3 separate regions of the Homo sapiens genome follow, and all the other regions are linked to region 2. A link is an interaction called in ENCODE POLR2A ChIA-PET data of the cell type or tissue named here. Cell type or tissue: MCF 10A. All regions are shown on one strand. Links, peaks and the distances in the headings refer to the core of each region. The heading gives the core; the rest is flanking DNA. Region 1 has its middle 22 kb from the start of LINC01740. Region 2 holds the start of LINC02771 (long intergenic non-protein coding RNA 2771). Region 3 overlaps LINC01740 (long intergenic non-protein coding RNA 1740).

What was found. ChIA-PET counts read pairs that join two places held together with the same protein. Peaks named below come from ENCODE experiments on the same cell type or tissue, not always from the same donor. Only the 100,000 strongest peaks of a DNase experiment are listed, where the experiment ranks them.
Region 1: POLR2A ChIA-PET joins it to region 2 with 18 read pairs; 10 of 35 experiments call an interaction of 5 or more read pairs at or near these places.
Region 3: POLR2A ChIA-PET joins it to region 2 with 15 read pairs; 12 of 35 experiments call an interaction of 5 or more read pairs at or near these places.

Annotation. Positions count from the first base shown.
Region 1 is chr1:212,564,220-212,571,850 of GRCh38, reverse strand. It overlaps a transcript of ATF3 not described here. Among named protein-coding and RNA genes, the nearest start is that of LINC01740, 22 kb to the right of the region's middle. RefSeq lists enhancers at 2,434-2,603, 4,343-4,392, 4,843-4,952. In MCF 10A, for the core only: no CTCF peak of the experiment used is centred there; a DNase peak (open chromatin) is centred at 4,560.
Region 2 is chr1:212,466,309-212,473,939 of GRCh38, reverse strand. LINC02771 (long intergenic non-protein coding RNA 2771) reads left to right here and starts at 1,062. Exons shown (of 3, transcript NR_183725.1): 1 at 1,062-1,263; 2 at 6,107-6,273; 3 at 6,843-7,124. RefSeq lists enhancers at 1,357-1,857, 1,858-2,358 and a silencer at 5,699-5,993. In MCF 10A, for the core only: no CTCF peak of the experiment used is centred there; a DNase peak (open chromatin) is centred at 3,699.
Region 3 is chr1:212,554,175-212,561,805 of GRCh38, reverse strand. It overlaps LINC01740 (long intergenic non-protein coding RNA 1740), which reads right to left. Exons shown (of 3, transcript NR_125985.1): 2 at 7,358-7,394; 3 at 5,740-5,963. Among named protein-coding and RNA genes, the nearest start is that of LINC01740, 12 kb to the right of the region's middle. RefSeq lists enhancers at 2,430-2,569, 3,070-3,199, 2,579-3,316 and a silencer at 2,740-3,009. In MCF 10A, for the core only: no CTCF peak of the experiment used is centred there; a DNase peak (open chromatin) is centred at 2,725.

The DNA of each region.
Region 1 (7,631 bases), core at 2,626-6,625, 97 kb before region 2:
AGTCCCAGCTACTCAGGAGGCTGAGGCAGGAGAATGGCGTGAACCCGGGAGGCGGAGCTTGCAGTGGGCCGAGATTGCACCACTGCACTCCAGCCTGGGCGACAGAGCCAGACTCCGTCTCAAAAAAAAAAAAAAAGTATTGGCTGGGCGCGGTGGTTCACGTCTGTAATCCCAGCACTTTGGGAGGCCAAGGTGGGTGGATCAACTGAGGTCAGGAGTTCAAGACCAGAAGAAAATGGCCAAAATGATGAAACCTCATCTCTACTAAAAAATACAAAAACTAGCCAGGCGTGGTGGTGGCTGTAATCCCAGCTACTCAGGAGGCTGAAGCAGGAGCATTGCTTGAACCTGGGAGGCGGAGGTTGCAGTAAGCTGAGATCGCACCACTGCACTCCAGCCTGGGCAACACAGTGAGACTCCCATCTCAAAAAATAATAATAGTAATAATAATAAAAGTATTATTTAATGCATTGTTCTGGGTTAACTGATTATTTAGAAAAAAATTAATTTAGAGATTTACCTCAAATCATAATCAAAATAACTTTTGATGGATAAAGAGATATAGTTAGATGTAAAATACATACACATTAAAATAAAATAAAGAAAAACCGGAAGCACATGAAAAAATGTTCAATAACTTTATCAAGGGAATGCAAATTTAAACTACAATAAGCTACCACTGCACACCCAACAGAATGGCTAAAATAGAAAAGTCTGACAACACCAAATGTGGACAAAAATTTGGAGCAACTGAATTCTCATGCATTGTTGGTGGGAGTGTACAATGGTATAACACCTTTGGAGAAAAGGCTGGTAGTTTCTTATAAAATGAAATATACATCTATCCTATGCCCAGCAATTCCACCCATAGGTATTTATCCAAGAAAAATGAAAGCATATGTCTATAAAAGGACATTTACAACAATGTTCATAGTTTCATTATTCATAATGGCACCAAACTGGGGACAGCCTAGGTGTCTATCAATAGAGGAATAAATAAACTGTCATATAGACATACTATAATGAAAGCTTACTTTTAGTAACAAAGACACAAATTCCTGAAGCTCACCAACACAGATGAATTTCAAAAACATTATGCTGTCAAAGAAACCTTATGCAAAAGAGTTCATGCTGTGTGACTCCATTCCATATAAAGGTCAAAAACAGACCAAACTAATGATGAAAAAACTAAAATCTGTGGTTGCCTATATGGGTAGAGTAGGAGTGAGGACCAGCTGGGAGAGAACACGAGGGAGCTTTCCGGGATGATGGTAATTTCCATTTTTTAAAAAAGTCTATAGATATGATTTATATAACACACTTATTTAAAGTGTACAATTCATTGTTTTTTCGTATCCTCATAGATATGTGCAACCATCACCTGAAAAAGTCATACCCTTTGAGTTTTATATCTTGCTAGGCATATGCATCTGTCATTTGTCAAAACTTACTGAATGATCCATTTAAGATTTGTGCATTTCCCTGTAATTACATAAAATATGGAAATTTTACCTTTAAAAGGCTGTTTTCTATTAGAAGAAAATATGAAATAATTTTAAAAGTTCTAAGTGGAAAAAGTAATTCTCCAGAAAAAAAAATTGACAGATTCGATTGCTTTAAATCTTAAAATCTCTCTGTGCCAAAAATATATAAATATAACTTACATTCAAATGTAAATGTCAAGCCAGGGAATTATTATTACTTTAAAAAAATAATAGATAGGGAGGTCTTTGTTGGTATATTTTACATATTATAAAACATTTTAAATCACTGCAGATATTAAGATTCCAACAGATGTACAGGCAAAGGCTCTGAACAGAAGATTCATAAACAGAAAATAAACCTGTTAACAAACATGTGGAAAATTTCTTTGTGTCTATAGAAATTAAAATTACATCAAGAGCAACATATATCAAAGACTATGATTCATATATTATTTGGTTTATTTATTTTTGAGAAATATGTTGATTCTTTTTGAGGAAATATATTTAAAGTAAATAAGAATTGCCATGAACATAGATTTAGCTACAATAATGTTTATTACAGTACTATTTACAATATTGATGAATCAGATATTACCCAAATGTTTAACATAGAGTATTAGTAAGGTAAACTACATTAAAAAAATTACATTAATTGGAACTCCTGTACAATCATTAAAAATTATGTTGTAGAAGAAGAAGAATTCTTATGAGGTGGAAAGAATGAAGTGGGAAGATGTTTACATTTCGAGTGAAAAAAAAAAGCCAAAAAAAAATTTACTGGTTCTATTACACTAGCTCTTTCCCCTGCGTCTCCACTGTGGACACACAGGCATTGAGCTTCTGTCTACTGTCTCCTTTCTCTTCTCCCCATTTTCCTTTGGAAGCCATTCCTGTCTTTCATCCTAGTAAGGAGGAAATAGGCTCGCATTAGAAAAGTGGAAAAATGAAAACAAGAAGGGTGTACAACTCTGTTCTGGTTAACTTTTTTATTGGGGAAAAAGTATTGCCACTATTAAAAATTCGAAGTCAGAAAGTGTATATGATGAAAAGTCTCTCTACCTCGTCCTAGGCTCTTTAATCAGTTTCTCTTATCTCTTTCCAGACATACTTTTTAGAAAGACGTTTACCAAAAGCAACAAAGAAACAAATGAAACACAAGATAATAAAAAGAAAAGAAGGCAGGGAGGAAAAAGACGGAGGGAGAGATGGGAAAAGAGGAAAGGAAGAAAGAGTAGAAGAAATAAAGAAAAGGGTGCCAGGGGAAAAATTCAAATAAGTTTATTCTGTAAGGGCTCTAAACAGCCAATGTTTATTTTAGAATATATGTTAAACATTTAGATCCTTCAGCAACCTGCTACTAACTTAAAAACCCTATTAAATTAATATTAAATTTACAAGTATTTTTAAAATAAATAAACCAGGATCAGAAGTAAGGAGCCTTTTTACTTGAGATGCCTTAAGGAATAGTCACCCACACCCAAATTAGGATGCCGGTCCAACAAACATTAATAAACCTACAGTAACGACGGAGTTGGGGAGGTGAAATTATGACTGTGTTGGACAGGCAATTTTGAGAGAAAGAGAGCAGTGGAGGTTTAGACATTAGAAATGCCCTAGCCTGTATTTACCCCCATCGGAGAATCGGCCTAGGACAGAAATACCAAATGACAGTCACCAGGAGGACACACTAAATTTGCTTTCTGGCATCATCTTCAAATATTTGGGATGGGACCACAGATCCTGACTCTCCTTAATGGCCATTTTGGATTGATTTGCCATGAATGGACTGGCTTAAATTTACTACTTGAAGTAAGCCTAACAATAATTATTAATGGGTCCAGGAGGAAGAGATCACTCAATACAAGTAGTCCACAAAAACACGCCTGAGCCCCTTAGTTCAGGGTAGGTCGATGTTTTTGGTGTGCTCTTTCTCTGGGGCTCCTTTTTCCATGATGCAAATGTGGAGCATGCAAAGGATATATACTCAAGAGACGAGGCTTAATAAAATTGTGTTGGTCATTAAAGACATTCTTAAGTAAACAGAAATATTTTTGTGTGTAATTCAGCTTGGTAGCCCCAAAATAATAACCAATTTGTTTATGAATAACTTATGTATAAGTGAATGTATAATTAGTTCATGATTTTTTTCTTAACACATTAAAAAAATTATTGACCACTCTCCATGTGAATGACACCTTGCTAGATGCAGTAACAAACCACAAGAGCAGAGCTCTGGCGTTTATAGCTTTTATCTCATTCATTAATTCTGCAAATACTTACTGAGCACCTTCTATGTGCAGGCTCTAAGTTAGAAACTGGGGCTATAATAGTCGGCAGACCCTGTCCCTACCCTACAAAAGTTCAAGGCTCTTCTTCTGACATAGGCAAAGAAAGTGTTATTAATATTCTCATTATGAGATGAGGAAATTGAGGCATTCCCATTCCAATATTCAGTTCTGGAACAGGACTGGAGCCCAGTTTTTCTCTCCTGAGGTCTAAATACTTGGCACACTGCACTCCACGGCTCTCAGAACTTTTCCCATAATAATGAGACAAAGGAGCTTTAAGAAGACATTTCCCAGTCCCCCTCCCCATGGGCTTCTGCCCCCATCTTTAAAACTGGGGGAAATGATTTTTGTCCTTGTTCCTATTTTAGAAGCAGCAGCACAACCTTAGACTATTATTATAATTATTAACACCGGTAGCATTATAAAAAATAAATAATTTGCTAAGCTCTTTAAATCCACCTTTCCCTAGAGTTGAGTAAATGGAAAATAAGCTATAAAGACATTTTTTTCCCTATAAAAAGATCAGACATCAAGGCATTCAGATAACAATGCTAGATCTGGATTGGTCCTCAGGGAACTCTTAAGTTCACCTGCCTTTCATGACATCTGAATCCTTTGCACAGAAACAGAGACAAGAGAGAAGGGCTGTTTTTCCTGAGAGCATTTTCTTATTTCTTCACTCATTGCAGCTGTTAACAGCAGCTGGTTTCTTGAGTGTGCTGAAATGCCCACTGCCGTGTAAACACTCTCTCTAACACCCTGCATTACTCATAGTTTGAAAATCACTTTGACTTCTGAAACATAATTATGTTAATGTCAGATGAGTCAGCAGGGGGACAGCATGCTGCTCCTACGGCAGCTGCACCTCCTGCCAACCTCTGAACGTCTCAGTGCCTGGGGCTTCAAAAAAAAAAAGAAAAAAGAGAGAAAGAAAGAAAAAGAAAACCCCTTTCTGTGGGCGGGAAGAGAAATTATATTTATGGCTCAAAGAACAGCTTCAAAGAAGTGGCCAATTTCGCTTTCGCTGCAACATGAAAGGAAGAGTTAAGTAAAATCGCTACCCCTAGGTTAATCTGTTTATGTGAAGAATAAACAGGAATTTGGAGACTTTCTCTAGGGAATCTGTGACTTTCCCTCAGAGATGGCTCGAGACAGGTCACTCTGGTCACTGTTCAGTTGTGATCCATTACTCGCCGTACGAGGTTTTACTTTCCCAGGAAGTGATGCCAAGCAGTGCAGGAGGTGCATCCTCTTGGGCACCAATAGGAACCAGGAGGCTGCTCAATTTTCAGGGGTCCCCAGACCCTGGATGGGCTTCCCAGCGCGTGCTTTGCTCCAGCAGCATGACCCCCTCAGACACTTTTGTGAGCTGTTTTCAGCGTCATTTATAACCTCTCAACTGTTTCCCCTTCCTCGGCTGCTGGGAAAGGAACAGGAACTGAGCAGGACAGGGCAGGAGGTTTCTATGGCACAGCTGACCGTGACCTCCACCCCCTCTATGCCCTGGTCACAGTTCAACCTGCCAGTAACCCCAAACATCACCCCTCAGCCTGCCTTACCCCACCTGCCCTGTCCAAACTCAGGGTGTTGCTTTACATCCACATTGTGCCTCTGAAAAGGCTCTCAGCTTCATCCTCACTGATGTCTCATAATAACCCATATTTTATAAATGGGAAAATTGAGTTTCAGAGAAGGGGTGTCCTTGTCCAAGGTCGCACAGCAAATGGCAGAGCCAGACACTCAAACTTGTGCCCTTTCTGGTGTGCCAACAACAGAACCACAGATCCACACTTAAAGGACAGAAGAGGACTAGTGGGGCTGGAAGAACCCCAAGTGCACATGTTTTTACAGATGAGAGGAGTAACCAAAACTTAAAGAGAAACAATGACTTGCCCAAGGTCACACAGCTTTTACTTGGCAGAACCAGCTGCCAAACAAGATCTCCTGACCCTCACTCCAGGGCTTTTCCTCTCTAACCTCTTTACTTCCTCACTCTGGACTTATTCCAGTTTAAACACAGGAAGAACCAGCTCTCCCCATATCCAGCCCATATCCAGTTAACCTATCCATGTTACACTGCTGATACAAAGCATTCTATTCCCAAAACACAAGGGCCCCAGAACAGGCAGGAATGTCAAGGAGGAGAACACACTAGAAGGAAGGGGTTAACCAACTCCAATGGCTTCCCATTATGAGTAATCAATGCCCTACATTGACTACAGCACTGACTAGTGGTATCCCCAAACCACGGTTTCATCCTGGATGAGACCGAGATGGCATCGCTGCCTCACTGGGATGCCACAGGTCGTCCCACAGGTGTTATGTAACCTGCAGAGGGGTCAGTAAAAAACTTAATCCAACCTAGAGATTCTGCAGCACCCTAACTCCAGGACTTTTCGATCCCTATCCCTCAGATCACTTCATTGGGTACCATATGCACCGAACTGCTCACTTTCCCACCCCTCTTCTGGGTGGCACCCACCCAGCAGGGCCACAGTGGGTACTCCCCCAACTGGAGGCTTCCTGACCAAACACCTTTCTCCTGTAACATTTTTCCCACTTAGCCCCAAAGCCAGAGAAAAAGTCAAGACTCACATTTTGGGGCAAGGTGCTGAAAATCCTTAGGAAACAGCAGAGCATCCTATATAGAGGAGGATTTCTCTTCTTGTCACATCTTCCCATCTGATCCCATCCAATTTATCCTCAAGGCATGGTTGGTCAACTGAAGCTAACCCCACCTCCGCCCCACAAAGCAACCAACAGCTGTTACTATATTGAGTGGCCATATGATGTCATATCATAGGTGACTAACCCACCGAGGCTTCCCTTCGAGCCATCATCTAAATATGACAGCCTTCCATCATCCTGACCTTTTCACGGGAGAAAGCTGAGTGAGGGGCTTGACACTGATCTGGGGCTCCAGTGCATGTCTGGCCTTCTGTAGCCAGCACCTCTGGGGACACACATGAGCAACTGAGGACACACATGCCCCCATGCACAGATTCCTTTCCTAGTAGAAGACACTTTCACCTAGTAGAAGACAGCTTTCTTCCCCTGGCTGACTTTGAAAATAGTAGCCATCAGAAGAGATAAGAATCACAGTCATAGGGAGGAACGGGGAGGCCTGTATATATTTACCATGCTGTATATCCAGGTGCTGGATTAGATTCTTTACATACAGTTTTGCATTTAGTTCTCAAAACACTCTGAGGAAGGCATTACAATCTCTATAAAGTTAGAGAAACTAAGATTAGAGGGGTAAGTAACTTTCCCCAGGTTACAGGGCTTGGCTCAGATTCCAGCCCAAATCTATGTGACGCTACAGCGGAATGAACTCTACAGAAAGGTGTTACCACATCACTTGGCTTTTTTAAACATCAACTTTATTGTGTAGAACAGTTTTAGATTGACAGCAAAATTGAGTGGAAAGTACTCAATTTCCCATATACTTCCTCTTCCCACACTTGTATAGCCACCTCCTTTATCAATAGCCCCCACCAGACTGGCACGTTTGTTACAATCAATTAACCTAATTAACAAATTATTAATACCTGAAATCCATAGTTTACACTGGGGTTCACTCTTGGTGTTGTACATTCTATGGGTTCGGGCAGATTTTTAAATACAAGTATCTACCATTATCGTATCATACAGAATAGTTTCACTGGCCCAAAAACCCTCTGTGCTCCACCTGTTCATCACCCCCACTCCTCAACCCCTGGTAACCACTGATCTTTTTAGTCTCCATAGTTTTGCCTTTGCCAGAATGTCATATACAGTCATTCGTCACTTAACAGCAAGAATATGTTCTCAGAAATGTATCGTTAGGTGATTTCATTGTTGTGCCAACATCATAGAG
Region 2 (7,631 bases), core at 1,849-5,848:
GAAAACCCCAAGGCTCGCTGCTACCCAACCCGAGGTCAAGACTGGCCAGAAGGTGTGCAGATACCCTCTCGCCTATTCAGCTGTTGCCTACTGAAGCCTGATCTGCAGCTCCCACTGCACCGCTCAGGCAGCCAAATGGGGAGGAAAAACCACAGAGTGGTCGTAAGCTGTTCTTCCGCAGGCTCTTAAGCATTGGTCTCTAACCAACAAGGCCTGGCATATGTATTGAATTTATTTATTTATCATTATTATTGTTATTTTAGAGCTGGAGGTCTTGCTTTGTTGCCTAGGCTGGTCTTGAACCTTCTCACCCATTGCTTGGACCAGCTGGCAGCCCACGGGTATACCCCAAGCAATCCTCCTGCCTCGGCCTGCCAAAGTGCTGGGATTACAAGCATGAGCCACCATGCCTGGCCTTGAATGTACTGAACTTATTCTTCCGTGTATCCCAGGCACAGACCCACTTTCTGTGAATGGGAGAGTGGTCTGGCCATGGCTCACTGGCCTGTGGGTTAGCAGGACTGATTTGGCTGCTTCTCAGAGGCCCCTCCAACCAGAGCTGCGTCTTCATTCAGGGAAGATGACCTTCTCCAAAAGGGCCCCTCTCCAGACCCTACAATCAAAGGTATGCCTCTGTGTGGAAACCACATAAATGCACTTATCTTTCCTCTACAAAACTGAAACTCCTGACACCCCCAACTCCCCACCATCTGGGCAGGGTGGTTTTGTTTTTTTCCAAGAAGCAAATAATTCTAGAAGTCAGAGAGAGTGGGGCCCGGAATCAGGCAGCCTGGACTTTCATCTCAGATCTGCTTATGAGAGAATGCCTGTGGGCAGGTTGTTTAGCCTCCCCAAGGGTCAGCGGCCTCCCCTGTAAAGCAGAAGATAATAATAGCTCCTATTTCAGCAGGTTACCATGAGAATAAAATAAGGTAATACAGGAAGGCAGGTAATCCAATACTCAGCATATAGTAAATGCTCACTAAATACTACCTACCATCATCATAATGACTGTGGTTATTATGACAGTCTCTAGGCAGCCCCAGAGTGGCCATAGGTCTGAGAGCCCCACAGGGCCCCTCCTGGTTGATTCCCCAAATCCACTTCTCCATCACCCTCACTGACCTTCTCCCACTGTGAGGCCTCCTGCCTTCCACAGGACCTGCCTGCTGTCTCACCTCTTCATAGCTCACCTCTCTTCTCTACCCCAAGGCTGGCTTTGAGGGACCCTGGCTCCACAGTCCTTGCCACAGTATGAACAAGGTAATGTGGGGTCTGGCACGAAAGGACCTGGGTTAGAGTCCTTGCTCGGCTGCTGCCTGTAGGGAGGCATGGCTGTGTCCTTCAAGTAAATCAGGATGGACCAGAGACGGGTACCAAGTCTGAGACCCCACCAACAAGGATGGTCTCACCCATCAGGCAGGGCCCAGGGCCTAAGGTTTGTGACCGTGGCTCCTTGCTGCAGGTGGAAGTGGCAGCTAATGTCCAGTAGGCAGAAGGATGCATCCTGGGGCCAGGGTGTGGAAACGGGAGCAGGCAGGCAGCCTCTGTCCATCTCCTGGACAGGGTTCAAGGGACACACAATGGGAGCAGGACCTCAGATTGAGGGAACTGAGGCTGGAGCCCAGACACACAACCTGGGCGGGGAGAGTTTCTGCGATGTCTTGTTTTTGTGGAAAAGTCTTGGACGCACACACTGGTAGCTGAAGGTTCACCATCTGCGGAATCTACATGGGGACAGTCTATGAGCACGGGTGATGATGAGCCCAATGAGGGGATTCGCTGCAGCGACCCACCTGGGCCCTGAGCCCTGGATCAGCCTGGAGGGGCTGAACCCCTCCCTGCTAAGGCCGCTGTGTGGGGAGGGGCTGTGCTGGTCCTGGGGACTTCCTGCCTGAAGACGGGTGTGGGCCAGTGGGAACAGAGCCTGCAGCTGGCTCCGCACTCCCAGAGCCAGGAGGCAGGCATGGGAAATAGGCTCACAGAATACTCATTGTATACTAAGAGACGTTTGTCCCCTGAGCCCCCTTTTACTCTTCTAGAAGGCGGGAATGGCGATGATTTCCAATATATAAATTCATAGGTGTGTTACTGAAATGAATACAAGGAGTGGTTTGCAAACAGCTGAACTAACGTTCTTATAGTGTCATTAATTATCCTTGGGGTAAGTACGCAAACCCTTTGTTTTACAAGAATCACTACAATCTAAAGATAACACAACAAGTTGGGAAAGTTACAAAGGTTTCTGAAATCAGAAAAGGCTTCTGAGCAAGAACGGCTTTGGTTATTACTCCAGCCATGGTGGGGATGAGTGCCTGCATGGGGGAGGAGGGGGCACAGTTATTTTGGCTCCAAACTGGCAACAAAACAGGGTTTTGAGTTCTTCTGAACCAGGTGAGTGCCGGCCCCAGGGCTTGGCCAGTGTTCAGGGATGGGGTCTCAGTGGTCAGTCAGAACCACAGCCTGAGACCTCCCTGCCCTAAGCCAATCCTAGGGTGTCTGGGGAAGGCCTTCGGCCAACATGGACAAGTCAATGGTGGAGCAGAGGAGCTGGGCTCAACACCACCCTTGGGGTTAAATGAGCTGAGGCAGGGAAAAGGGCATCAAGCCAGCACTTCTCATACATTGAAGAGATTTTTGTGATGTTGCAGTTATTTTCATATCTCCCCATGCCTTCCACCTTCTCAACAAGTCTGCCCAATTATTATCTCATTTTTTTATTATTTTATTTTATTTTATTTGCAACAGTTTCACTCTGTCGCCCAGGCTGGAATGCAGTGGCACCATCTTGGCTCACTGCAACCTCCACCTCCCGGGTTCAAGCAATTCTCACACCTCCGCCTCCCAAGTAGCTGGGATTACAGGCGTCCACCACCATGGCTGGCTAATTTTTGTATTTTTAGTAGAGACGGGGTTTTGCCATGTTGGCCAGGCTGGTCTCAAACTCCTGACCTCAGGTGATTCGCCCGCCTTGGCCTCCCAAAGTGCTGGGATTACAGGTGTGAGCCACCGTGCCCAGCCCTATTATCTCATTTTTAACTGAAGAGACAAATAAGACTCAGACAGAGTGATTTGTCTAAGGGCACACAGCAAGCTAATGGCCAAGTTGGGATGAGAACCTCTCCCTGTGGTGTTTGGAAGGACAGAGTCCCAGGACCGGGGCAGGAACAGACCTGGGCTGCAGCTAGGAGCTCAATGGAGTTCAATGGACCGGAGCCTGGCAGGTCCACGCCCAAAGGCAAATGGAAAATGTCTCACTGGATTAATACAGCATCTGGTGGTGGCAGGTGGGAGATATGTCCTTTCTTTTTTATAGTTTTCTGTATCGATCTGGAATTTTGTATAAGCAAGCTTTCCATTTACAATTAGACAAAATAATCAGATTATACTCCAGGGGTCAAGGGGGTAGAGATCCCACCCACACGTGGCCAAGGTAGGGCCCTTCACCCACCAGCAGCTGCCTTTGTGGGCGGGTCTCTGGTCTCACCACACCAGAGCCCCTCGGAACGCTCTTTTCCTGAGATGACTTCCATTCTCCAGTTCTCTCAGCTCAGCCTCCCTCTTGGCAGTCACGGCTGCCCTCCCTCATCCCTCGAGGGTTTTCCAGCAATCCTTTGCACATAGCTCCTTGGCAGAAGATAGGGAGATCACATGGCTGCGTGACGGTGTTTTCTGACTCACGGAATGGAAAGAAACACTACACACAAAAGCAGCACACAGGGCCTCTGTTGCGAGTTGGGCTAACTACTCGGTGTGGGGCGTGATTCATCCGGGACTGCCTGGCGAGTGTACATGCTCGCAGGGCAAGGGCAGCGCAGCACTGAGCTACTCAGGCCCAGGCCCCTCCCAGGCAGAGCAATGAGTCCAGCAGCTCTGCCCGCAAGGGTCTGGGGCTGCCATGGGCTAACCAAGAGGTGTCTGAGGAGATTGCAGACAGTGGCTGGAGACGGAAGGTGAAAAAGTTAGAAGATCCAGGTTGGAAAAATTTGAGGAAGAAAGTAGTCAGACAGGTGTGGGCAGAATAGGGTCAAACTCTCCTGCAGACCAGGACACAGGCTCTGACTTCTCCACACCACACCCCAGGCCCTCCAGGTACAGCAGACACATGCTCACCATCATCAGAAAGGTTCTAATAAAATATTGATGTATTTATTATTATTTTGTTTATTTATTTATTGAGATGGAGTCTCACTCTGTCACCAGGCTGGAATGCAGTGGCGTGATTTTGGCTCACTGCAACCTCTGCCTCCCTGGTTCAAGCGATTCCCCTGCCTCAGCCTCCTGAGTAGCTGGGACTACAGGCGTGCGCCATCACGCCCAGCTAATTTTTTTGTGTGTTTTAGTAGAGACGGGGTTTCATCGTGTTGGCCAGGATGGTCTCGATCTCCTGACCTCATGATCTGCCCGCCTTGGGCTCCCAAAGTGCTGGGATTACAGGCATGAGCCACCACACCAGTCCAGTTGATTTATTTTTAATACAAAGGCCAGTCACTATCTAAGTCCTTGACCTGTGCTATCCCACTTGATCATCCTAACAGCCCTGTGGAAACATCAGTGAACCCATTTTGCAGATAAGAAAATTCTATCCAGAAACACAAAATAACTTGCCCAAGGTCAGACAGCTACTAAAGAAAATTCTAACCCAAATCATCTGGCTCCAGAGTCTGTGCTTTAAACACACTGCCTCTCCACAATGCCACCTAGAGAGCTCCTACTGTGGGCCAGACACTGTCCTTCACATACATTACTGATTTAATCCTCACAGCAACAATGCAATCAAAGTATTATTGCCCCATTTTATTTTTCATTTATTTATTTTATTTTAATTTTTGTTTGTTTATTTGTTTTTGAGATGGAGTCTCACTCTGTCACCCAGGCTAGAGTGCAATGGTGCCATCTCAGTTCACTGCAACTTCTACCTCCCGGGTTCAAGAGATTCTCCTGCCTCAGCCTCCTGAGTAGCTGGGACTACAGGTGCCTGCCACCATGCCCAACTAATTTTTTTGCATTTTTTAGAAGAGACGGGGTTTCACCATGTTGGCCAGGCTGGTCTCAAACTCCTGACCTCAGGTGATCCACCTGTCTCAGCCTCCCAAAGTGTTGGGATTACAGGTGTGAGCCATCATGCCCGGCCATCCCATTTTAAAGATAAGAACACTGAAATCCAGGCCAGGTGCAGTGGCTCACACCTGTAATCCCAGCACTTTGGGAGGCTAAGGCGGTGGGGGTGGGGGGGGGTCACCTGAGGTTAGGAGTTCAAGACCAGCCTGACTAACATGGTGAAACCCCATCTCTACTAAAAATATAAAAATTATCTGGGCCTGGAGGTGCATGCCTCCAGTAATCCTAGCTACTTGGGAGGCTGAGGCAGGAGAATCACCTCCTGCAGTGAGCCGAGATCGTGGCACTGCACTCCAGCCTGGGCAACAGAGTGAGACTCAAGAAAGGGAAGACAAGAGGAGGGGAGGGGAAGGGAAGGGAAAAACTGTAGTTTCAAGGGGTTAAGTATGTTGCCCAAAGCCAAAGCCACTTTGGGCTCACTAGCTACCAGCTAGTAAGTGGTGATGTGGAGACTCACCCAACTCAGGTAAAGTCCATGATCTTCACCACAGCATCTGTGTTCTTGTCACTTTCTGGGACGGTGTTTCTCTCTTCTGAGTCCTCCACCCCCTCACCTGTGGTTTGGATTGGTTGGAGTTTGACTGAGTAGTAATGGCCACTTGGTTGGTTTCCATGGCCTGGCGTGTGCTGTAGCTGTAGGAGAGGGCTGCCTGTGTCCATGAGAACAAGGAAGCCTTCAGGAGAGAAATCAGCCACTGCCACCCCCCAGTCCTTTAGGAGGCAGTCAGGCTGCTGACAAAGGGACCTCACGCTCCTCCCACGCATTGCCTGGACCAGCTGGCAGCCCACAGGGGTGGCTTCAGGTAGCCTCCCCAGCAAGGAGGAGAGGGATGGAGGGCTGGCTGGAGGAGCACATGGGGAGCACTCCTCAAATGCTTCCTAGAGGTCATGGAGTCAGTGCCACAACCAGTTCTTATTAACCCAGAGGAAGAGACTTCCGGCAGGGGAGAGATGCCTCGGGACAGCATGGTCTTTTGTCTTTCAGGTCACTTCCTGCTGCAGAGTCCTCACTCCAGCTTTCTCACCAATCCTCCCCCTACACAAGAAGATCATCTCTGGGTTCAGGTCACCCATCCAACTCCACTGATGGATTTAGGCTCATTTAATCCAAACTCGACTCCATTTCAGCCAGAACCAGGCACCTCTAGAAAGGTAATTTTGCAGCATACAAAAATGTAAGCAACCAAATAATGCAACCCACTTGAAGAGAGCTGGCTTGAGATTACCTGCTGCTCAGGTTATCTCTGTCATTGATGCCCACATTCGTGGAAAATTAAACCCTGGGTGTGTGATTTGGACTGTCACCTGGCAATGCACGTTAACAGGCATGCCTGCAGGTAGAATGACACTTCAACACCAGTCGTTGGCTTTCCCAAGTTAGGAATTCTTTTACTGGGCTTGGTTTCAGAAGGGGCCAGAGGCTGTTGGTGAGCAGGGAAGAGAACTTTCATTTTCTTCGTACATTTGTTGTTTGCATTTTTTTCCCCTGCAAGCACCTATGACTTGTATAATGCAAAGATATTTCAAAGACGCCTGACAGAGACAGCAGTCCTGGGTGCATGTGCGGCTTGCGGCTCACTGATCTCCAGACCCCTGGATCTTGGCAAAGCTGACAGGCCTTCTGTAGGGAGGATGGGAGAAAAAACAGCCTAAGAAGGAAGCTGCACGTCCGCAACTCCCTCCTGGGACCTGCAAACCCGTTCTTTTGCATTCCTTTGCAGGTCACCCTAACTGCCACATCCAGTTCCTGATCTGCCATCTGCTTCTTTTCCATCACTTGTGGGGTATTTCCCAGCCTACCACTAATGTGAGCCCTCCTGAGTCAAAAGTTCCCCTCTTCCAGGCCTCCTGCTCAGCTGACGTCCTGGACCAGGCAGGCCACCCTTGTTCCACTTCCCCTGGGAAGACACCTGGGTCTTGTGCCTGCCCTGGATTAGGGTGGGCAAATTAGTTCATCCAGGACTAGAAGAATGGAAATAAACAGACTTGTGTCTTGGGGCTGACTCTGAAAGGTCCAATGTTATGCCTAACAGAAAAGCTCACCTTCCTCCAAACCCCTGGAGCCATCTCAGGAGGCCCAGGGCCACCTATTCCATTCCTGACAAAACCCTAGATGCCCACATACTGCCCAGGTTGGTGGGTCTGGCCATGCTACCATTTGGATGTGGGTTGTCCCCGCCAAAACCCATGTTGAAATTTGATCCCCAGTGTGGTGGTGTAGTGGGAGGTGTTTGGGTCATGGGGCAGATCCTTCGTGAATAGATTCATTGGTGCATTCTGGCTCTCAAGAGAATAGATTAGTCCCCAAAAGCAGGGTTGCTAAGAAGAGTCTTGCTTCCTCAGTTTCTCTCTCTTGCTTCCTGTCTCTCCATGTGATCTCCATGCACACACTCATTCCCCTTTCTTTTCTCCATGAGTTGAAGCAGCCTGAGTCTTTCACCAGTACAGCTGCCCAATCTGAAGCCTTCCAGCCACCAGAATTCTGAGCCAAATAAGCCTCTTCCAAATAA
Region 3 (7,631 bases), core at 765-4,764, 89 kb before region 2:
ACAATCCAGTCCAAGCCATGGTAGTGTCTCCATTGGAGGCACAGCTCATGGCCATTACTAAGGAGTTACTATGGAACTGGATTCCAACAGGGACCCCTGAGCTTCCTGCATGCAGGGAAACCCCTCCACCTCTGTCAGGGCCCAGGCTATGTGTGTCTCGCTGCCCCACAGCTCTCCCTCCGCAAAAGTGGAGCTTTGCTTTGTGTCACACAGTGAGTCACAGGCACAGTTGGAAACTGACCCAGGATTCCTGTTCTTTTGCTTGCCGGGGCTGTTTGCCGGAGATCACAATCCTTCCACATTAGTGGCCAGTTACATTTATGGCTCTTAATGACATTTAATGGGGCTTCTGGGATAAAGAAATGATGGAGAGTAAAGACTGGACGATAAAAAATTAAAACTGAAATGACACACAAGATCTTTATTATTGAAGGTTTAAAAATGGCGATCCACTTCACCGTGTCATTCCACTGGGAAATGATTCCTGGGTCTGAGGAGGAACAACTCCTCACCTGTCTTCAAACAAGGTGGGAGGGAGAAGCAAAGAGGAAGTGGGAATAGCTGGTGGTCATCAGAAATCGTGATCTCCAATTCTTCCCTATGATTTCATGTCTATATTTACTTCATGTCATTTGTCTTCCCTTCCATTGTATATATGACATGTTCCCATTTGCCGTGCATGTTCATTTTGCCATGCATGTTCATGCCCTTTGTCCTACCTGTGTCTTGTAACAGTAGTGTGTGTGTGATCCATGGAAAAGAAGCAGGCTGGAAGTCAAGTGACTAGAAATCTCTACCCCTAACAGGCCATGGGACCCCGGGCAGGCCACCTCACCTAGACCTTAGTTATAAAACAGGGACTTGCCTGGTTGGCCTGGAGGTAGTACACCGCTCTAAGTTTCCGTGTGTGTGTCCACCCCCAATACAGAGGAAGAAGTTCCTGTCCCCACAGAACCCCCATCCTCCCCACCCCCAACAATACCTGAGGCTGCTAGCGGTTTTCTCTCCTGGGGAGCACACACAAGGTGTTTGGTCACAGGCACTAGGAAACCTGTAAGAACAGGAAGAACAGCGGGCAATGCTTCTATCAGCATGAGGGGCAGGAGCTGGGGACACCAAGGAGAGAGCTTGCTGGTGGCTGGAGACTGGGGAGGGGAGAGGAGTCAGCTCTAAATATCTCCCAGAAGTGAGCTGGAGGCGGAAGGTGCTTCTGGTACACCTGACATGTGTAGCCTGAAGAGGTGGCTGCAATATTTAGCCAAGTACCAGTAGTGATTGTCAGATGTAACAGTGACAGTGGCTCACTCACTTTGCTCCATTTCCAGAACACGGTCACCATCATTTTGCTCAAAATTTTGAGAAGTTGTTGTTGTTTCTAATTTGTTTTTGGCACAAGCATGCTGTTCCGATAGGAAACTTTCTGTTGTTTTATGCTCGAGCGGGGACGATGAAAGAGGAGATAACCAAGTGTTTCTTCTGCACTTGGGCAGATCTGGTCGCTGGTAGGCCAGGTGAGGACTCTTTAAGTAGAAATGGCCTCTCGAGTTTCCAGAAAGGAAACACAGAGTCAAGGGTGGGTCTGGCAGGGCTGGGACGAAGGGGAGCCAAGTGGGGTGCCTAAGGTGTAAAACTGAAGGCGGCGCTCATGGTCAGGCCCTGCAAGCACAGGGTGGGCGCCTGATGCGATGCCTCCTCATACACCTTCTCATGGCTGGGCCCTGAGGCCGACCACCTCCATCTCTGGAGATCTGGTCTGGCGCCGGTTACCTGCTGAAAGGCACTGAGATTGTGTTCCAAGTGGAAAAGTTGGTTCCAGCGGACTCACATGCATAGAATAAGACACACATTTCACAGCCCACCTTCATCACCAAAACCATGGACTTCGGAGTCTGATGACCTGGGACTGACTTCCAGCTCGCCATTCATTAGCTGTGTGACCCAGGGAAACGCTTAATCGTGTGCCTCGATTTCCGTCCTCATCAGTAAAATGGGGAGGACTCAGAGAAGAGGACTAAACGACAAGGGGATGGAGGATCATGAAAACACCTGGCACAGAGCAAACCTCAGTAAATTGTGAGTTCCCTGTGAGGCCCTGATGTTGTTTACGATCACGTGTTGGCCAGGGATCCTGGCCTCTGGAAACTTCCATTGGCAACATTAGCACAGTAGGAGGGTTTGGAGATCAGTCCACGAATTTACCACCCAGCGAAATTAACTGGTTTCTAGTCACACCACTAATGACAGTTTAGACACAGTCAAAACGGTGATAAATGGACCTAGTTGGCCCAAGCTGATGGATTCATAAATAAATATTTAAACCACAGCCTTTCTCTGACAGCAGAGGCATCAGAGAGCAGAGACGCTATAAGCAAAGAGTTAAGGAGTCAAGGGCCATAGAAAACTCTTCCTGACACTTGGTTCAGGCTCAGAGGGCAACTGAGATGTCCATCTGGTTAACCAAAGAGGGCTTCCAGGAGGAGGTTCTGGGACTTCAAAGAGCCTCCAACTAGGCTCAGTTGTTCTTCCGTTTTCATCATCATCTCAACAGTCAACTCTCTTAAAGTATAACACGGTACAAGATGGGCTCTCAGTCTGCAGGTGAGTGAGTGGAGTCGTTTCCCCAGATGTTTCACGATCCCAGGCCTGGTCCCTTTAAGGCATCGAAACTCAGAACATTCTATCAGCTGCCTCGGCCTCCCCGTGGCGCGCTTACGTCACCCTTCGGGGAAGCGGCTGACGTCAGCGCGTTCTTGGCGAGTGGGGCGGGGCCGGTGACTCACCCGGACCGCGCCCCTTGCTCCCCGCCCCCGCCGGGCCGCGCGCACGTGAGCGCGCGCTGCGCGGGTTGCTAATTTTAGCTCCGGCGGCTTCCCTGGGGTCCCGTGAGGTGAAGGGGAGTGGAGGGGACGAGGCGGGCAAGGAGCGTGGCTCTCCTCGTTCCTTCCTGCCCCGCCGTGGGTTTTCCTCGAGGACCGGGCCCGGCCCGAGGGGTGGGGGCCCGCGGGCGACTCGAGGTGCTGGAACGCGGGCGCTTACCGAGGCGAGAACCTAGGGGGTCTCCCCGCGTGGAAACCCCGCCCCTCCCTCGGCCTTGGACACAGTCGGCGCTCAATAAATGAATCGAAGTTTCTTCCTGGACGGCGACCCTGGGCTTTCGGGAGAAAGCCAGAGGGGCAGGGTTCTGGAAGGTTCCCTGGCGGCTGGGGTGCGGTGCGGGCTGAAATCCGAGCAGGAGCTGGGCGCGGCCCTCGGGGACCGACTATGGGGGACGGCGCCGCGGGAGTGGGGCAAGTGCGGGCCTGGACCCTTGGGGCCACCGCGTCAGCAGTCGGCGGGGCCGTGGGAGGGACGGTGCCCGCCCGCTGTGAAGGGCGGTGGCCCTTCTAGGGTCAGGCCAAGCGCAGAGGCCTGAAGGTCACCGGGTGAGGAGCCAGCGCGGGTGCCTCAGAAGCCAAGCGCCCCGTCCCGAGCCCTGCGCGAACCAGTATGACCTTCCAGGAACCAGATGAGAGCTGCGTTTTCAAGAAGCAGTGCCAGACACCTTGGGAAATCGACACTCTCCTGTCCTTGGGTGGGGGTGGGGGTCCTGGAAAGAAGCTCCGTCAGCGTAAAGTGAACTCTTAGCTTTGACTTTGCAGAGGGATCCGTTGTGTCACAGTGACCCGCATTCCTGTCATTGGTGTGGTGTGTTTCACAGCCATTGCCTCCCTAGGTAGATTGTAAAACGGCGTTCGTAGAGCCTTTGACCTCATAATATTATGTTGGAAATTACACGATAGTAAACATAATGATAAATGGGGAATGTTAAATGGTAGTATGGGAACATTTTCTAATGGTTGCATCCTTAAAATTTTCTGTTTCAAGTTTTTAAAGGCTATAGCCTTAAAAAAAGCTGACTGTAGGAAAATGGTGGAAAGAGTCGTGGAATAAAGGTAGCTTTGGGGATTATGACGTGAATAAATGACAGAAATTAGTATGTGTCATTTTCCTTTGTTTTCCAAAAATACCACAATGTCCTTTGTAAATTGGAAGTTTTTCAGATGTGCATGTGGAAGCTGCAAGATTTTTAGGGCTTTATATCCATCTTAAAACTGGTTTTAAAGGATTGGCAATTACAATCTAATACTGGTATTTGTAGCAAATACATCCAGAGGTAGGCATACTGGTTTTTTAATATTGTTATATGGCAACAAAGGTCTCTTTGTCCTAATTTGTAGGACAAAGTTGCAACCACATTTTCCTCAATGTAATGCTTATGGGGGGAGGGTCTTAAATTGATTTGAAAGCAGGTTGTATTAGGATTCTCCAGAGAAACAGTACCAATAGGATATACAGGCATACCTCATTTTATTGTGTCTCACTTTATTGCACTTTGCAGATAATGTGTTATTTACAAATTGGTACCGTTGGTACCGTTTTTTCCAACAGCATGTGCTCACTTTATGTCTGTCAGCATTTTTTTAGCAAGAAAATATGTTTAAATGAAGGTGTGTACTTTTTTTAAAGTCATAATGCTGTTGCACACTTAAGACTACAGTGTAGTGTAAACATAACATATATGCACTGAGAAACCAACAAATTTGTGTGGATCCCTTTACTGTGATATTTACTTTACTGCAGTGGTCTTGAACCAAACCTGCAATATCTCTGAGGCATGCCTGTGTGTGCACATATATGATTTATTATAAGGAATTGACTTATGCAGTGATGGAGGCTGGCAAGTCCCAAGATCTGCAAGGTGAGTAAGCAAGCTTGAGACCTAGGAGAGCTGATGGTGTAGTTCTAGTCCAAGTCCAAAGGCAGGAAAAAGCCCATGTCACAGTTCAAAAGTAGGAAGAATTCACTCACTTTGGGGAGGGTCAAACTTTTCATTCTATTCAGGCCTTTAAATGATTGGATAAAGCCCACCTACATTATAGAAGGCACTCTGCTTTCGTCTGTCAATTTAAATGTTAGTCTCATCCAAAACACCCTTACAAAGATAACCCCAGAATAATGTTTGACCAAAATATCTGGGCACCCCATAATCCAGTCAAGTTTGACACAGAATTAACCGTCACACTGACCTATCTGATTTCTAAAGATCTTGGCCTTAAAATTGTGACTTTGGTCTCTAAGGCAATTATGAGGGTGAGTTCTTTGTAAATGGTTTCTCGGATGTATTTGCTTCTATTGAAACCTTAGTAGAGAGGACCCGTCATTTAATTACCTCTTCCTATGTTCTTGATAGTCTTTATTTTTAAAATCTAGTTCAGTTGAATATAATAATTTCTTTCACCTTTTTTAGAAGCTGAGCTACAGTTATGTTTTAGGAAGCTAGTTGATCTATCCAGTAATCTATCAAGTAATGTTGATCTGTCAAGCAAGTTAATCTATCAAGTAATGAAGCTAGCTGGTATTAAATAATTCTTTGTTTTTAACTATTAAATACAGGGCTTTGGGTATGTAATATAAGCAGCATTATGGTAATATTCTGGAAGTTTCAATTATTGCAATGATTGAGAGCATTAGAGTGTTATTTTCTGTTTGAGATATTTTTTAAGATAGTGTTGCTTCAGGAACATTGTAGTCATAATATTTTGCAGTCTAAATCCTTATTTTAAAAAATCTCATAACTTTTTATATCCTATTTAAAAGTATTGATATTGATATATTGGATTGGATTATTAGCTTTATAAATAAATACAATCACTGGACCTCTGTCAGTCCCAAAAACAAAACTTGTTTTGCACCTAAATTGTTTATTTTATTTTATTTTATTTTTAGCTGAGTAGTTAAGATTTCAGGCCTTTTTAAAAAGTCATGTGTTTAGGTATAATTTACATGCAGTAAAATTCACCCTTTTAGGTATAAAGTTCTGGAATTTTGACAAACATAGTCATGTAATCATTACCACAATCAAGACAAAACATTTCCATCACCCCAGGAAGTTCCCTTGTGCTCCTTTGCAGTCAATCCCATTCCTGAAAATAAAATTTTAAATAAAATTAATAAAACTTTCTAAAAACATGTCTGATTCATGCCACTGTCTGTCACCATCATAAATGGACTTACTTGGTCTCAATATGGAATTCACAAGTTATCACATCAGTCGAATAATTATGTTCTTGCTGATTTAGTCAAAGTGAGATCATTCAGTGCTCAATGGATGGCTGCATACTAACATTTAAGACTTGAGAGGATACAGCACAGCAGGGGACTATCATGATGACTGTTAGATAGGATTTGGTATTTAGGATAACACCAAAAAATGAAGCGTATTCCTTAACAGGAGCCCTGAGGGACCAAATTGATCCAAATCAAACAAGTCAAAGCTTAGGTAAGTAATATAGGCAGCTTAACAGTATTTGAGTCCATTTGGCCATAATCCTTATTCAAAGTGTGATGGAAATTAAGGACCACAGCTTGCTATAGAATGATCTGATTTAAATAAGTATCCAATTTTGTCATTAACTTGATAACACAAGCCTTAGTAACCTGGAGACCCACTAGAAGAACATAGATTAGAAAACCCTGGAAAAGCCAAGCTTGCCATCCACCACTCAGGATTCCTGCAAACCAACTGTTAGCTGCTGCCATGGACACAGCATGTGTTCCTTTCCCTTAAGAAATTTCCTTCATGTATTTGATGGCAGTGTCTAAAGAAACAGCAGTTTCACCTTTGTTTTTAGTTAAGCTTCCTCTAGTAACAAAATTAGGGGACAGACAGGCACAATATTCAGTTTTGTCAATACTATATACAAGCCTCCAATTTGGGCGAAAAGAAGCTCTAAGTCCACATGATGTTCCAGTAAATGTTTTTTCTTAAAACATATGCTGTCTGGGCGCAGTGGCTCATGCCTGTAATCCCAGCATTTTGGGAGGCCAAGGCGGGTGGATCACGAGGTCAGGACTTCAAGACCAGCCTGGCCGAAATGATGAAACCCCGTCTCTACTAAAAATACAAAAATTAGCCGGGCGTGATGGCACGCGCCTGTAATCCCAGCTAGTCGGGAGGCTGAGGCAGAGAATTGCTTAAACCCAGGAGGCAGAGGTTGCAGTGAGCCGAGATTGCCCCACTGTACTCCAGCCTGGGTGACTCCATCTCAGAAAAAAAAAAAAAAAGTATATATGCCATCATCCACCTTTCTCAAAGGATGACTTCTGCCCGTTTGAACCTCTGGGAGTTCTGGTTAGCCACAAAGTCCAGGATTTTTCCCCAATTTATGGATTGGTTTCAAATTCCATATGACTGATACACTACTACTGCCAAGAGTGAGCCCTCAAGAACCCCATTGGAATCATTCCTCAGTGGAAACTAGCTTATCTTCATAAGCCTAACAGTTGCTCTGGTTTTTTGCTAGAGCATAAGCCTTACCTAAAGCCATCCATAGATTATGGTTCCATGGATTTTCCTGCAAGGAAAAGGAAGTAATTAGGACATAAGGAAACAGGGGAGAAAGAAAAAAGATAGACCACAGTAAACAATTGCCAGCTGAGAATAACAAGACTTCAAATGTTCATAGTTAAAGATCTGATGAGAGTTCATTACGATGATAACACAATTGAGAAGGGAATTTGGTTATTTCTGTTGCATGCAACATTTTAAGATAGTAACCAGAATTATGACTGATAATGTTATTCCAGAACTA